Linked DNA regions of Homo sapiens: region 2 is linked to region 1. A link is an interaction called in ENCODE POLR2A ChIA-PET data of the cell type or tissue named here. Cell type or tissue: HepG2. All regions are shown on one strand.

Region 1 (8,000 bases):
GCAGGGCAGCAGGAAGGGGTCACGATGGTGTTGAAATCCCCACTGTGCCTGGCAGATGGCCAGCCCTGGGGAGGGTAGTTCTGGGGATTCTCAGTGCCCAGCCTGGGCGTGGCTTGCCCAGCTGACCCCTCCCCCCACAGTGGTTCGGGAACCTGGTGACCATAGAGTGGTGGAATGACCTGTGGCTGAACGAGGGCTTCGCCTCCTACGTGGAGTACCTGGGTGCTGACTATGCGGAGCCCACCTGGAACTTGGTAAGCCAGCTGCCCAGGGGTCTGGTGCGGGGGGCATGGAGGGAGACCTGGGCCACCGCTACCAGGCCAGTCTCCTGATGGCCCTGGGGAATTTGCAGAAAGACCTCATGGTGCTGAATGATGTGTACCGCGTGATGGCAGTGGATGCACTGGCCTCCTCCCACCCGCTGTCCACACCCGCCTCGGAGATCAACACGCCGGCCCAGATCAGTGAGCTGTTTGACGCCATCTCCTACAGCAAGGTGCAGCCCGCTCCTCGTGGGGCACGGGGAAGGAGGTGGGGACTTGGCCTGGAGGGGCCTCACTGAAGGCAGGGTCTGGGGGCACAGGGTCCTGGTGGCTCTGCACAGCCTTCTGAGCGCCCCCTCACCCCCACCCCAGGGCGCCTCAGTCCTCAGGATGCTCTCCAGCTTCCTGTCCGAGGACGTATTCAAGCAGGGCCTGGCGGTGAGTACTGCACCCTGGGCCAGCCATGAGGGTGGGTCTCCTTCTGCCCCTCGCCCTTGACCCGGGCCTCTGCCCACCACAGAGGGGGAGCCTGGGGGGCTCCAGCTGTGCTCTCACTGTGCCCCGTCTTTCCACAGTCCTACCTCCACACCTTTGCCTACCAGAACACCATCTACCTGAACCTGTGGGACCACCTGCAGGAGGTCAGTAGCAGCCAGCCCCTCCACAGCCATCCTGTTGGGGTCTTGAGATGCTGAAGGTACCTGGGGGCAGCACATGCGTAAGAGAATGGGTCCAGCTCCGCGGCTGACCAGCCCTGCAGGGTGGATGGAGCCTCTGTTGCTCCTCCCTATAGTGGAAGCCGGGATGGCTCCTTGCAAGAGGTGTCTGAGTGAGGCTGTGGTTGAGGTCCTGGCCAGCAGCTGACCTCAGGCTACAGCGGGCTTCTTGATGGGAGCTGTAGAGCCCCTTCCTGGTGGTGAGGAAACTGCCCTCATGGTTCCCGCCTCTGCCTGGAACTCTGGAGCCTGACATTCAACCTTCTCCCCACTCCTGGCTGCCCTGTGCCCCCCGCTGGCGCCACGGGCATGTCTCTGCACACAGCTCCACCACCCTCAGCAGGAACTCTGCCCTCTGCCCCTGCCCCGGCTCGAGTTCCTCTCCATCAGACCCCGCACAGCCCCTGTTTGTAGGGCAGATCCCCAGACTGCCACACCCTCCTGCCTTCCCCCAGAGGCCGCCGCTCCTCTCCCTCCCCCAGGGTTGGAGTCCACCTCCTCTCCATCCTGCCCCCATCATTTCCGCTGACATCATTTCCCTGACAGCTGCCCCCTACCCCTTCCCTGCAGCTCTGCCCAATGCTAGCGTCTTAAGCCAGAGGACAGACATGTCCTCTCCTCACCGACAGCCCCTCCAGAGTTCCGAGCCTCAAATTCCCGTCCAGCTTCTACCCCACTGTTGCTGCTGCACTTCCAGTCCAGGCCTGTCTCACCAGGGAAGCGAGACCCAGGATCTTGTCACAGAGTCACAGCTGAGGTCCGGGTCCCTGCTGGGCAATTTCCAACCCCCTAGACCCCAAGATGCTGCTGACAAAATGACACTGTCATTGCCTGGGTCTCCCCCACTACCTTCCTTGCCCTGCCCCAACTTCCCCTTTGCGTTCCCTCCTAAGCCAAGCTCTCCTCCCTCTCACTCCTCTTTCCTGAGACCCTCGGCCGGCAGCCCCCAGCTGGTTCCTCCCCACATGCTCTTCTGCCCTCTGTGTGGCCCCGTTCTTAGGTGATTCCTTTCTTCAGTTATTAACAAATGGGGTTGGCTTTCTGTTGTGATGACAAAGGCAAGGCAGGTGCATGAGCAAAGATCCAAGAAGACAAGAAGACAACAACAGTGCCCCTGAGTCCCGCCCCACACCCCAGTCCGAGTGCACTTCCCTCATGCGACCCCCAGGGCCCCGTCCCCCACCCCTGCCTGTGACACCTGAACACTGGCTTTCTCTCATCTCTGTCTCCTCTTTCTTGTCCTCCTCCCAGTGTTGTTCAGGAAGAGCCATGGGCATCCTGGGCACCCCCTCCCTGACATACACACCTCAGGGTGGACCACAGAATGGAGGGCCTCATAGATTTGCTGGGAAGTTCTCCAGCTCGTCCAGCACTGAGCAGCCGAGGAGAGGCAGAGCTGGACGGTACCCTGGCTCCCGGCTCCCAGCCCAGTGCCCTTCCCAGGCCTCCCATACAAGTGGCCCCCCGGGGTCGAGGCGAGAATCTGCAGGAGATGCCCTGGATGGCAGGGACTGGAGGGTCCCACTGATGGCCACGCCCTCTCGCTCCACCCACAGGCTGTGAACAACCGGTCCATCCAACTCCCCACCACCGTGCGGGACATCATGAACCGCTGGACCCTGCAGATGGGCTTCCCGGTCATCACGGTGGATACCAGCACGGGGACCCTTTCCCAGGAGCACTTCCTCCTTGACCCCGATTCCAATGTTACCCGCCCCTCAGAATTCAAGTGAGCAGATGGGGTCACTGAGGCATGGTCAGGTGGGTGGGGTAGAGGGCAGTTACTAAGGGACCATAGTAGGACTGGCCTCCTGTGGTCCCAGCCCCAGCCACTGTAGACAGACCCTCCCTCCAGAGCCAGGAGTTCAGGGGCACTCGGTGCCAGAGCTGGGCAGAAGCTGGGAGCCTGGGCAGCTGCTCCTCACTGGCAGTGACCACACCGCCATCTCTCACCACCTCTGGATCTTTAATTGCAGCTACGTGTGGATTGTGCCCATCACATCCATCAGAGATGGCAGACAGCAGCAGGACTACTGGCTGATAGATGTAAGAGGTAATCCAGCCCTGCCTTATGGGCAGCAGCCCCCACCCCATACTCCTAGCTCCTGGCCCATGTTCTGAGGGCTGTGATGGGCCATTCCATTCAACAAATGGACTTGACTTCTTTGGTTCCAATCTCCACTTTGCTGCTGCTTCGCTGTGTGACTCTGGGCAAGTTACCATCCCGCTCTGGTCTCTAGTTCCTCTTCTATAAAATGAGGCTAAGAGCAATACTCCATTAGTTATGTGAGGATTAAAGGAGAGAATCCTAGGCCAGGCATGGTGGCTCATGCCTGTAATCCCAGCACTTTGGGAGGCCGAGGCGACCTGGGGTCAGGAGTTCGAGACCAGCCTGACAAACATGGAGAAACCCCATTTCTACTAAAAATACAAAATTAGCCAGGTGTGGTGGTGCATGCCTGTAATCCCAGCTACTCTGGAGGCTGGGGCAGGAGAATTGCTTGAACCTGGGAGGCAGAGGTTGCAGTGAGCCAAGATCGCACCATTGCACTCCAGCCTGGGCAACAAGAGCGAAACTCTGTCTCAAAAAAAAAAAAAAAAAAAAAAGGAGAGAATCCACATAAAATGCTTAAAGTAGTGCCTGGCACATGTTATGAGCAGCCCTACTCAGCAAGGCACTGAAGAAGCGAAGGGCATGACAAGTCATCCTTTGCCTTGGCCAAGGCTACAGATGAAGGAAGGCAAGAAGTTGGAGGCATTCTAGTGCTGTGCTGAGTGCTTTCAGAGTGTATGGTTGGGGCTAGTGAGGTATGGGGACATGGAGCAGGGAATAAGGGAGATTCAAGTTCATGGAGAGGTCAGGGAGGGCTTCCCGGAGGAGGTGAGCTGAGTCTTAGAGGAAGAGTAGGAATCAGACAGGCTAATGTGGCAGAGAAAAGAATTCCAGGCAAAGGGAATAGCAAGTGCCAGGGATAGAGGTAGGAGAGAGTGTGGGGACTGAGTGTAGCTAGGGCAGAGGTGTGCCCAAGAGATAAAGCTGGTCCCCAAGGGCCCCAGGGGCTGCAGGAGACAGTGGATGGGGCAGGTGGGAAATGAGCAACCTATTGGCCCTGACCTCTGGCTGCTGAAACAAAGTATGAGAGGAGTGAGGGAGGAGGGGGACCCACAGGGAGGAAGGGGCACTAAGCCCCAGAAAGAGACAGCAGCACTGGGGGTCTGGGTGAATGGGAGGGGAAGGGAGAGGAGGAGCTGCCTGTGGTTCCCACTTGGGTGACAGGTGTGATGGAGTGTGGAGGAGGGCAAGGAGGAGGAACAGCCTGGATTGCTGAGTGTGAGCGGCCTGGCAGCTGGCCTGGCCGTGCAGAGCCTAGGGAGGCAGGGCAGGTTCTGAGGTTTGGGGTGGCATGTCATCTTCATGGGTTGATGGTCTGTGAAGCCACTGGCAGCCCAGTTCCTCATCCCTTCCTTCCCCACCCTTAGCGTCTCCCCAGCAGCTTGAGGGTGAGGTGGTGCCAGGCTGCGGGGGCAGCTGCTCTTGCAAGAGGTCCAGGGGTCAGCCCATGGCCTCTGAGCAGCCCTGCCCAGGTCTCGTCCCTCTCCACAGCCCAGAACGATCTCTTCAGCACATCAGGCAATGAGTGGGTCCTGCTGAACCTCAATGTGACGGGCTATTACCGGGTGAACTACGACGAAGAGAACTGGAGGAAGATTCAGACTCAGCTGCAGAGAGACCACTCGGTGAGTGTCTGCCACCCCTCGCCCTGCCCCCTGCCCCAGGACAGGCACCAGACTGCAAGGCCTGCCACCCACAGCCAACCCATGGTCACATGCTGTGCTTCGCATTCTAGGCCATCCCTGTCATCAATCGGGCACAGATCATTAATGACGCCTTCAACCTGGCCAGGTGAGTGCTCCGCTGCCTGGCTCAGCTGCAGAAGCTCGTGACTTCAGCAAGTCTGAGTCCACAATGAGGGCCCCTGCTCCTCCTGCTGCCCTTCCCATATGCCACGTGCTGTGCCCTGAGCTCCTGTGCTCCCTGGACGTCCCTCCCTGGGTCCCCACACACCCATTTCACAGATGAAGAATGTGACACCTTGCCCGAAGTCACACAGTAGTTCATGACAGCCAGACAGAGGCTTGTCCAACTCCAAAGCCATCCTCTACTCCACAGCACCAAGCTTTTTGTTTTTGTTTTTGTTTGTTTGTTTGTTTGTTTGTTTGTTTTGAGACGGAGTCTCGCTCTGTTGCCCAGGTTGGAGTACAGTGGCGCGATCTCAGCTCACTGCAGCCTCCACCTCCCAGGTTCAAGCGATTCTCTGCCTCAGCCTCCCGAGTTGCTGGGATTACAGGTGTGCACCACCATGCCCAGCTAATTTTTGTATTTTTAGTAGAGATGGGGTTTCACCATGTTGGTCAGGCTGGTCTCGCACTCCTGACCTTGTGATCCACCCACCTCGGCTTCCCAAAGTGCTGGGATTACAGGCATGAGCCATGGCACCTGGCCATGCCCCCCCGCTTTTTTTTTTTGAGATGGAGTCTTGCTCTGTCACCCGGGCTGGAGTGCAGTGGCGTGATCTTGGCTCACTACGACCTCTGCCTCCTAGATTCAAGCGATTCTCCCTTCTCGGCCTCCTGAGTAGCTAGGATTACAGGCATGTGCCACCATGCCCAGCTGATTTTTGCATTTTTAGTACAGATGGGGTTTCACCATGTTGACCAGGCTGGTCTCAAACTCCTGACCTCAGGTGATCCACCTGCCTTGCCATCCCAAAGAGCTGGGATTATAGGTGTGAGCCACCGTGCCCAGCTGCACCAAGCTTTTCCTGAAGGCTGACTATGCTGGGCCACTGTTCTAAGTGCCAAAAATCTGGGCTGGACAGGGCAGGAGGGATGCAGTATGGATAAACAGGTACTTATTGAGCACCTACTCTGTTTGGGGTGAGGTACTCTAAGCTCTTGGACATGAGTGATGTCACCCACAGACAAGGACATTTGTGAGCTAAATGTGTACAGAAGGCAGGAGGAAGAAAGGCCTAGAGTGCCCAGAAAGTCAGAAGAGGTGGTCAGAGTTAAGAACACGGGCTTCTTGCCCTTTTAAATCTCAGCTCTGTCTCTCGTGAGGTGTGTGACCTTGGGCAAGTCACTTCACTTCTCTGAGCCTCAGTTTCCTCATCTGTAAAATGGGGATAATAAGCAAAGGAGTGGAACTGCCAATGGGTGAGGGTGGGGCCTTGTTTGTGGCACCACCCAGCAGCCATGTAGCTCTTTTTCCATGGCAAATGCCTGAGCTGGCTCAGTTGGGAATCTGGGACCTCCGGCTCCAGGAGTGGATACAGGGGGCCTAGGGGTGTGGAGCATCTTTGAGGGCCTGGGTTGGGGTTCCCAGGCTGTGGCTGGGCTGGGTGGAGGTGCTTTACTTGGGCCCCTCTGTTTATTCCCAGTGCCCATAAGGTCCCTGTCACTCTGGCGCTGAACAACACCCTCTTCCTGATTGAAGAGAGACAGTACATGCCCTGGGAGGCCGCCCTGAGCAGCCTGAGCTACTTCAAGCTCATGTTTGACCGCTCCGAGGTCTATGGCCCCATGAAGGTACGGAGGTGCATGGTAGGGTTCAAGAACCAGTTCGCCCCAGTGCCTGAAAGTGCACTATTAGGAAGTTAATAGACTATTGCCTACTGGACTCCTGGTCAGGGAACCTTCAAAAGCAAAACAAAAAACCAAAAAAAAAGAAAGATTGCCTTGTCAGGTTCTCTCCTGAGAGCACGCAGGTGAAAGAGCGAGCCGGAGGGACATGGAGGTGAGTGAGCAGGCACTGAGGAGGTGAGTGAGGAGGCTGCGTGGGGCAAAACAATAAAGGTCGCGGAGACTTCAGCAACGTTTGTTGATTTGAAATATGGGGAATTAACGCTTTCAGAAGGCACAGAAAAGGCCACCATGCTGAGGGCCAGAAGACCTGTCTTTTGCCAGCTGTGTGGCCTTGGGCAACCCTTTCTCAGACCCAGTTAACTTCTCTGTCAGATGGGCAGGCCTCTACCTGCCCGGCCAGCCCACCTGCGCTATGAGAGAGATGTGGGTATTGGCTGCTTTGGAGTATCTTAAGGCTGAGCATAGGGGCCTATTTGAGGGCTGAGGCTCCCGCTTGGGAGACCAAAAGGAAACTCGAGCTTATTCTGGATGAATAAGCTACATCCATAGGATGCTCACTGCAGCAGTTTATAAAAGACAAAAAGCAAACAAAACACAAATACTTAAACGTCTAAAGGTTGAAGATTGGTTAAACTGTAGAATATCCATTTCAGGGTGTGATATGTAGTCATTAAATCATGCTTGAAGAGATCTTTTTTCATTAAAAAATGTTCAATTATCAGGCCGGGTGCAGTGGGGCTCATGCCTGTAATCCCAGCACTTTGGGAGGCCGAGGCAGGCGGATCACGAGGTCAGCAGATCGAGACCATCCTGGCTAACACGGTGAAACCTCGTCTCTACTAAAAAAAAAAAAATACAAAAAATTAGCCAGGCGTGGTGGCGGGCACCTGTAGTCCCAGCTACTCGGGAGGCTGAGGCAGGAGAATGGCATGAACCTGGGAGGTGGAGCTTGCAGTGAGCCAAGATGGTGCTACTGCACTCCAGCCTGGGCAACAGAGCAAGACTCCATCTCAAAAAAAAAGAAAAAAAAAAAGTTCAATTATCTGTTAATATCCATTATGGTAAATGAGAGATTTTGGTAAATGAAGTTTCAACCCTCTTACTGCTTTCCCCACATTCCCCATCCTCCTAATGTAGTTAAATCATAATATTTAGTCAAATCAGTGTTAAGCATTTGCTTTATTGTGATTATCTAAATAGTATTCTCTGCTGAGCCATGTAGAGCACTATGTTTATGTTTCCTTTTTTGTACACAGTTACAAATGTATCACACAATAGGTCAAGTTTTTGTTTGTTTGTTTAGAGACAAGGTCTCACTCTCTTGCCCAAGCTGGAGTGCAGTGGTGCAATCAAGCTTCACTGCAGCCTCAAATAC
Region 2 (8,000 bases), 300 kb after region 1:
GGGCATGGTGGTGGGTGCCTGTAGTCCTAGTTAGTCGGGAGGCTGAGGTGGAAGAATTGCTTGAACCCGGGAGGTGGAGGTTGCAGTGAGCCGAGATCATGCCATTGCATTCCAGCCTGGGCAACAGAGTGAGACTGAGTCTCAGAAAAGCAAAGCAAAGCAAAGAAAAAAGAGAAGAGAAGAGAAAAGAAAAGAAAAAGAAAAAGGGCAGTCACATCAAAATGCTGTGGGCTGGGACTAGGGCACCGGCAGATGAACTGATTTCCCCGCCTCCCTCCATGGGGCCTTCCTTGGCCGCTCAGTGTACATTGTACTCCTGGCCTCCTCTCTCCCGCTTTCCTCCCCTCTGCTCCACACAGCATGTATCACCCTCCCACATGCTGTCTGCTTTACCTATCTATTGTTAAACACAGTAGATAAGTAAGGTACATACTACCAGGTTGTTTGCCAACCTTCCCCACCATTCGTAGAATGCCAGCTCCACCAGGACTAGGATTGTTGCTTCATTTGTTCACTGCCATGTCTCAGCACCTGAAACAGTGCCTGGCACATACTAGGTGCTCAAAGAATATTATTCATTCCTTCCTCAATCCTTCAAGAACACTCCCCAAGTGCCTCTTCTGTGCCCCCACACTATACTGTGAGCAGGGGACAGATTTATAAATAAGATGTTACCCCTGTCTTAACAGAGTTGATGGACCCTCTAGGGAATGAATGACTTCAGAGGGTGGTGTGCTCCCCACCCCCCTCATCCCAAAAGCTCTCTGTCCTAGCCCAACTTTCAACTTGGACCTCCAGTAACTGGGCCTGTAGAGCCTGCAGAGGTGGTGCTAGCAGTTGCTACTGCTGTCTGTGGTCTCATCTTCTCAAATATTATGCAGGGGGCACTAGGAGAGGGCTTCACTGTCTCCGGGTGGTAGGACCTCACACAGGGGACAGGTGCCATGATCGATGTGGCTGGGAGGATGCTGGGTGTGGGAAAGAGAGAAGAATGTGGAAAGGAAGAAGAGGGCATGCTGGGAGGAGAGGCAGAGGAAGCCGAAGAGGGCAGCCTGCAAACCCCACACAGGATGAGACACAGTGAATGTGGTTGAGGTCACTCCAGGATCAAGGGTGAGGCCTTTCCTGGGTGACTTAGGTCCTGGCAGGGCTGCAAGAGGCTGTGAAGCAATGCACTCGGCTTGTCCAACCAGAGAGAAGGCTGCATGTGAGTGGGGAAAAGCAACAGAGGGGCTAGCTCCTCTGGGCTGGGGGGCACCTTGCAACTAGAAGCAGCTTTGGAAATGACCCATTCACAATCTTCATTTCACAGGTGAGGACGCAAGCCCAGAGAGGCTAAGAATTTGCCTGAGATCACCAGCAGAGGGAGACAGAAACTGGACCCACACCAGGCCAGGACTCCTTCCACCATCCTACACTTACCTGCCTCAGTTCTTCAACCTTGATTACCTATCTTTCTCTGCAGAATCTCAAGTGGCACATGCTTTTCAATTGTTCCAGGCACTAGGAAAAAAATGAACAGGAACTGAGGGCATGTCACATGCCAGGCACTGTGCTGGGCTCTTCGCCATGCTGTATCTCAGAATAAGTCTCACCAGCTGGGTGCAGTGGCTCACGCCCGTAATCCCAGCACTCGGGGAGGCCGAAGTGGGAGGATCACTTAAGCCTGGAAATTCAAGATCAGCCTGGGCAATATAGCAAAACTCCACCCCTACAAAAATACAGAAAACATTAGATGGGCATGGTGGCACAGACCTGTAGTCCCAGCTACTCAGAATAAGTCTCACCAAGACCCGAGGGGAGATAACTGTCTCGATTTTACAGATGAGAGAGTAGAGACTCAGAGAGGTTGACAATTTGCCCAGGGTCACACAACTACTCAAGAAGCAGAAGTAAAACCAGGGACGTCAATGCCTAGCTTTCCCTCTGCTCCCCCTATTCTGCAGGGGTCACGCCACCCAGGCCCTCAGGCTGTGGAGGCTCTGACAGTTGGTCTTGCCGCAGAGAAAGGGATGAAGAGAAGACTTCTGGACTGGAAGAGGCTCCCTGGGCCCCTTCCTTGGTTGGTGATTGCTGGGGCTCACTGAGGTCAAGAGAGACCTAGCAGCTTCCTGGAATAAAACAAAGGGAGAAATACCATAAAGGGTTAAATACTATGGTATGTTGATATACTATAAACAAATAATTTTTTCTTTTTTCGAGATGAAGTCTTGCTCTGTCGCCCAGGCTGGAGTTCACTGCAACCTCCACCTCCCGGGTTCAAGAGATTCCTCTGTCTCAGCCTCCCGAGTAGCTGGATTACAGGCGCCTGCCATCACAGCCAGCTAATTTTTGTATTTTTAGTAGAGACGGGGTTTCACCATGTTGGCCAGGCTGGTCTCAAACTCCTGGCCTCAAATGATCCACCCGCCTCAGCCTCCCAAAGTGCTGGGATTACAGGTGTGAGCCACTGTGCCCGGCCAGGACTTGTTTTTGAATGTTAATTCATGATGACCTATATTAGTTGAGTGGCCCAGAAATGTAACCCAAGAAAAAAACCATCTGATAACAGTGTCTCCCTTGAACCTTGTATCCCCTTTGTAGTCTGAAGCCCATCGTTTGTACCTTGAGTCTACCAAATATGAAGGTCAAGGGCAAACGGCCTTCTTGTGCTGGCTGTGGGTAGTGACCGTGCTTGGCTGTGGCTCCAGGTCTGTCCCACTGAGCCTCTGCAGGGCTTGTGAGTCAGCGTCTCTCTCCTGGACCCTGTACCCTGCCCCATCAAGGAGTCCCCCAAGGGGGTCCCGGGTTCCAGCACCACAGGTGTGCTAGGGGACTCTGGAGGAGGTCTGGATGGGAGGGCAGTTCTCACAATGAGCAAGACACCCCGGCTTCCCTATCCTTTAAGCAGGCCAGCCTGGTGAGCAGGTCTTCCACCTGCCCCCTCCCGGCCCAGGCTTCAGGGACCACGCCACCCACTGCCCTCTATCCCATAACGCCACTGCTCCTGTGGGGAACCTAGATGCTCATGAATCTACTTGCAGCAGCCTCCCCCACCCCAGCCCTTGTCTCCCTCCCTCCACTTACTCCCATTGCCGTGTACTTGAAGTTTTTCTCCCCAGCAGTGAATGCACATGCACGAAGTCAAACCCTCCTTCTCGCTCCTTCCAGAGGGGACAAGCAGAATGGCACAGTAGAAAGACTACAGCCTTTGAAATCAGACAGCCCAGGGTTTGAATCTCCAGCAAGTTCCTTAGCCAATCTGAGAACTCAGGTTTTTCAACTGTAGCATGTACCTACAATGTCCACTTCACAAGTGTTTAGTTGAGAATTTAAATATATATCAAAAGGATCCGGCAACCGCAGGAACTTAATAAATGGTCCCTATTGCTGGTATTGCTCATGCAGTGTCTGGCTGCTTCTTTGCCAAGGGAGTGGGGATACCCTGGTACCCCAAGCTGGCACAGTGTGGCCACACTCAAGTTCCAAGCACCCTGATTAGGTGCTTAGCCTCAGATGTTATACATGGCATTAGTGGCTTTTACAAATCTGGGATTTCAACTGGCAAGATTTTTTAAAGCCAGCATTGGCAAGAGTGCATGGGAAAAGTCACTGACCCCTGGCTCACAGGGTGCATGCTTTGTCTCGTAAAATCTTTCTAGGGGAACATCTAGAGATATGTATTGAAACAGCTCTGCCTCCAGGAATTCACAGAAAGTTGTGCAAAGACTTACATATCTGGATGTTCATGACAGCATGATTTGTAATACTAAACAAATAAAAAATGACCTCATCGCTCGTCACCTAACACTAGGGATTGTCTAGATAAAGCACAGTATATCCTGCTATAAAAGTTATGTTGTGGCAGGCTGGGTGTGGTGGCTCATGCCTGTAATCCCAGCATTTTGAGAGGCTGAGGTGGGAGGATCACTTGAGCCCATAAGTTCAAGACCACCCTGGGCAAGATAGGGAGACCCCATCTCTACAAAAAAAAAAAACTTAGCCGGGCGCGGTGGCGCACGCCTATAGTCCCAGCTACTCAGGAGGCTGAGGCCAGAGAATGGTGTGAACCCGGGAGGCGGAGCTTGCAGTGAGCCGAGATCACCCCACTGCACTCCAGCCTGGGCAACAGAGCGAGACCTGTCTCAAAAAAAAAAAAAAAAAAAAAAAAAAAATTAGGTGGGCCTGGTGGCACATGCCTGTGGTTTCAGCTAATTGGGAGGCTGAAGTGGGAGGATCACTTGAGCCCAGGAGGTCAAGGCAGCAGTGAACCATGATCAAGCCACTGCCCTCCAGCCTGGGCATCAGAGCAAGACCCTATCTCAAAAAAATAAATAAATAAAAAAGAAAAAGAAAAAGAAAAAAAGTTGTAGAAGTATAATATGGGAAGGTGTTTACAAAATATGAAAGGAGTTAAAAACGCTATAAATTAGTATGATCGTTTGAAACACTCCCCCTGCTCCCCTCCAGCCCCTCTTCAATGAGCTAGGAAAAGACTAGAGTACATACACCAAAATATTAGTATTGCCTCTGGGTGGTGGGATTATGAGTGATTTTTACTTTCTTCTTTGTGTTTTTCTGTATTTTCCAAATCTCTACAATTATCTCTGTATTTTTAAAGAAAAATTAGAAAATCAAATTTATTTTGACAATATACAGACTAAGCAGACAATATACAGACTGTTATACTGCTGAACAGAGAAACATGGGGATCATTGGCCTCCCAGTGAGATCAGAAGGAATTCCCAGACCTAAATATTATGGTTAACTCATGTCAAGATCACAGATCTTAACCAGAAGACAGTTCCTGACTATGGACCAATGAACTTGTGAAAAACTCTTAAATTGTTCTTACAATCCTTTATACGTGTTTTTTTTCTTAAAACCCTTGTATTTTGGAATAATTTTAGATTTACAGAAAAGTGGCAAAGACAGTCCCCATATAGCCCTTACTCAGTTTATCCTACTGTTAACATTTTACATAACCATGACATTTGTCCCAACTAAGAAAACAACATGGGAACGTCACTATTAACTAATTTTCAGGCTTTATTTGGATTTTACCAGTTTTCCAATTAACATCCTTTTTCTGTTCCAGGGTCAAGTCTGGGGTAGCACATCACAGATGTCTCCCCAGGCCGCTCTGTTGTGTGACAGTGTCCCAAACATTCCTTGTTTCTCATGTGCCCTGTATGAATTTCATAATCAGAAAAAGAAAGGACAGATGATGATGCAGATGATGATGGCAGATGATGATGATGTTGATGATGATGACTTAGGTCTGGGAATTCCTTCTGATCTCACTGGGAGGCCAATGATCCCCGTGTTTCTCTGTTCAGCAGAACAAAAGGAGAAAGGCCCCAGTATCAACGGGACACACAGAATTTGGGGCACCCTGATCCTCCTGCCCACTGCCTTAGCCTCTGCTCCTGCCGCTGTCCCCCAGCCCGACGCGGGGAATCTTTTGGGGCCCTCGGCTTGGGTTGGGCCCCTGCCAGTTGGGCGAGCGCGCGGGCGGTGCCCGAGTCAGCTGCTCCGTGCCCCACGTGGCCGCCCCGCCCCCCTGCCCGGGTCTCAAAAGCCCCGCCGGCCTCCGAGCGTCCGAACCGCCCGCTGCCAGCCCGGCCAGGCACCCCTGCAGCATGGCCTGGAACACCAACCTCCGCTGGCGGCTGCCGCTCACCTGCCTGCTCCTGCAGGTGATTATGGTGATTCTCTTCGGGGTGTTCGTGCGCTACGACTTCGAGGCCGACGCCCACTGGTGGTCAGAGAGGACGCACAAGAACTTGAGCGACATGGAGAACGAATTCTACTATCGCTACCCAAGTAAGTCTCGCCGCCTGCAGGCCCAGCGGAGGCATATCCGCGCCGGTCCCCACCTGGCCAAGGGCTCGGCCCAGAGCTGGGCAGAGGAGGGGATCTACCCTGCAGCCGCGGACTCCGCATCTCGCCGGCCTCTGCAGGGCATGCGTGGGAAATTGTCAGATGTGCACAAACTCCTTTTCCCCGTGAAAAACTAGTAGGGAAAACACCGGGATGAGGTTTTTATTTGACCGCCCTCCCAGCCGTCAGAGCCCCCCAACATCCCTGTCAGAGAGCCCTGCTTGGTATACTAAGAAGATCCGAGTCCTCTCGCCCCATTACCAACCAGTGGATGACCTGGCTCCCTTGTCCAGAGGAGCGCTTACTCCAAATAAGCGCCAGCCCTGCTGTGGGCAGAGGTGTTGTGGGACCACTGGTGGGCCAGGAGGCCAGGACACCCACCCCCTTTTAGCTTGGAGAGGGAAAACAAGCGCCCCTGAATCTTCTGGTGTCAGCGGTGCTGTGGTTAAGAGCATGACCCTACAATCACACACCTCCCTTTCTCTCATGCTCTCGTGGCTCTTGCCACAAACCAGGTGGCTGGCCTCAGGCAAATGCCAACCTTCCTAAACCTCAATTTCCTCATCTACAGAATGAAGATAATGGTAGGACCTCCTTCACAGGGGTTGGGGTGAGGCTGTGGCGAGGAAGTGCATGTAAAGCTCTGGCAGAGTTGGGGTGGGATCCTTTCTTCATAATGGAGCAATTGCTACAAGAGCACCAAACACAGGTGCCCTAGGACTCAGGAGCAGGGAGAGCTAGCCCAAGGTCACTCTGAGCTGCCCGACCTCTGGACTCCCAGCCTGGGGCTCTTCCCAAAATCAGAATGCCCTTGTACTTTCTGATTTTCCACTCCATCCGCCATCAGCCAATGAAAATTATTCTAGCCGGTGGTGTTCATGTAGTCATTGACTGTTAGCTTTGAAAGGGACCCTAAAGCCCCTCTCCAGCAGCCGCCTATATCAACTGGTATTCCCTCCACACCTTAGACATTCTCGGCAACAGGGGATTCTCTATCTCCAAGAAAACAACTGCACACTTTCAGAATGGCAGCCTGCATGAAAAAAGACTGCGTTTGGGGGGCTGCAGGCTTGGTGGGAGCCAGCCATATTAAGTGGCTGCCAAAAAGTTAGGGCTATCATGGGCTGCATTTAATAGTTACTTGGTGCCTAGAAGGGAAGTAACAGATAAGGGGTGCGCCCCCTGCTGGGGAGACCACAGTTTCTCCTGGGCTCCATTTAGGGCTGTTTTTTAAAAGATATCTTAGACAGCTGCAGCCTTGGGATTCAGGCTCCAAATCCACTGTTCACATTGTCCACCTTTCCTCTCCTCAAGGGGGGGACTTTCCAGCAAACAGTGAGGCAGGCAAGCTTGAGACCCTCCTTTACCTGTTCTTCTCCCTCCCTCCCGCACTTGCTTCCCACTTGACCCCAGAGCATAAGGGGCAAGAACTCCCATGGGCGTTCACAGGTCCTCAATGTGTCTGGGGAGTGGAGGACCTCAAGACCTTAAATAGGCTGGGTGCGATGGCTCACACCTGTAATCCCAGCATACTTTGGGAGGCTGAGGTGGGAGGATCGCTTGAGCTTGGGAGTTTGAAGCTACAGTGAGCTATGACAGCACCACTGCACTCCAGCCTAGGTGACAGAGTGAATCTCTATCTCTCTCCCTTTCAAAAAAAAAAAAAAGAAAGAAATGAGAGAGAGAGAGAGAGACCCTATAATAGGAGCTGCAGAACCTCACCAGTGGGGAGGTACAGTCCTTACATCTCCCCAGCTCTTATCCTCCTCGCACCACACTTGCCCACCCACCTTTCACACCCCAGGTTAATGTGTTCATGCAACAAGTGCTTATCTGTAGTGTGATCATACAATTTATCATCATCAGAGGACACCTCTGAGAGTGAAGGTGGTGCTGGTAGTAATTTGCTGGGACCCATGGATAAGCCATGACTGTCCTGGCAAATCAGGGCTATGGTCACTCTGGATAAATAAGTTGAATATCCTGGGTCTCTGTCCCCAGACTTTTTGGAAGCAGAGAGGGGCACCGTGGCACCCAGGGCCTCAGTGGGACCAAGTGCTCTGAGCAGAAGTGATCTGTGATGGCTTCCTGGGAAGTGGTGGATGGTGAGGAGGGGAGAAGCCGAGCAGCCAAGGGGG

What was found. Peaks named below come from ENCODE experiments on the same cell type or tissue, not always from the same donor. Only the 100,000 strongest peaks of a DNase experiment are listed, where the experiment ranks them.
Region 2: POLR2A ChIA-PET joins it to region 1 with 11 read pairs; 2 of 35 experiments call an interaction of 5 or more read pairs at or near these places.

The regions. Positions count from the first base shown.
Region 1 is chr15:89,796,143-89,804,142 of GRCh38, reverse strand. It overlaps ANPEP (alanyl aminopeptidase, membrane), which reads left to right. Exons shown (of 21, transcript NM_001150.3): 7 at 141-254; 8 at 353-496; 9 at 636-701; 10 at 839-904; 11 at 2,536-2,708; 12 at 2,956-3,032; 13 at 4,584-4,717; 14 at 4,828-4,883; 15 at 6,421-6,568. Among named protein-coding and RNA genes, the nearest start is that of ANPEP, 15 kb to the left of the region's middle. RefSeq lists an enhancer at 1-205. In HepG2, no CTCF peak of the experiment used is centred here; no DNase peak of the experiment used is centred here.
Region 2 is chr15:89,494,166-89,502,165 of GRCh38, reverse strand. It overlaps RHCG (Rh family C glycoprotein), which reads left to right and starts at 5,583. Exons shown (of 11, transcript NM_016321.3): 1 at 5,583-5,805. The coding sequence starts at 5,622. In HepG2, CTCF peaks have their summits at 1,373 (motif pointing right), 5,777 (motif pointing left) and 7,047 (motif pointing left); a DNase peak (open chromatin) is centred at 5,765; H3K4me3 peaks cover 373 bases; H3K27me3 peaks cover 2,532 bases.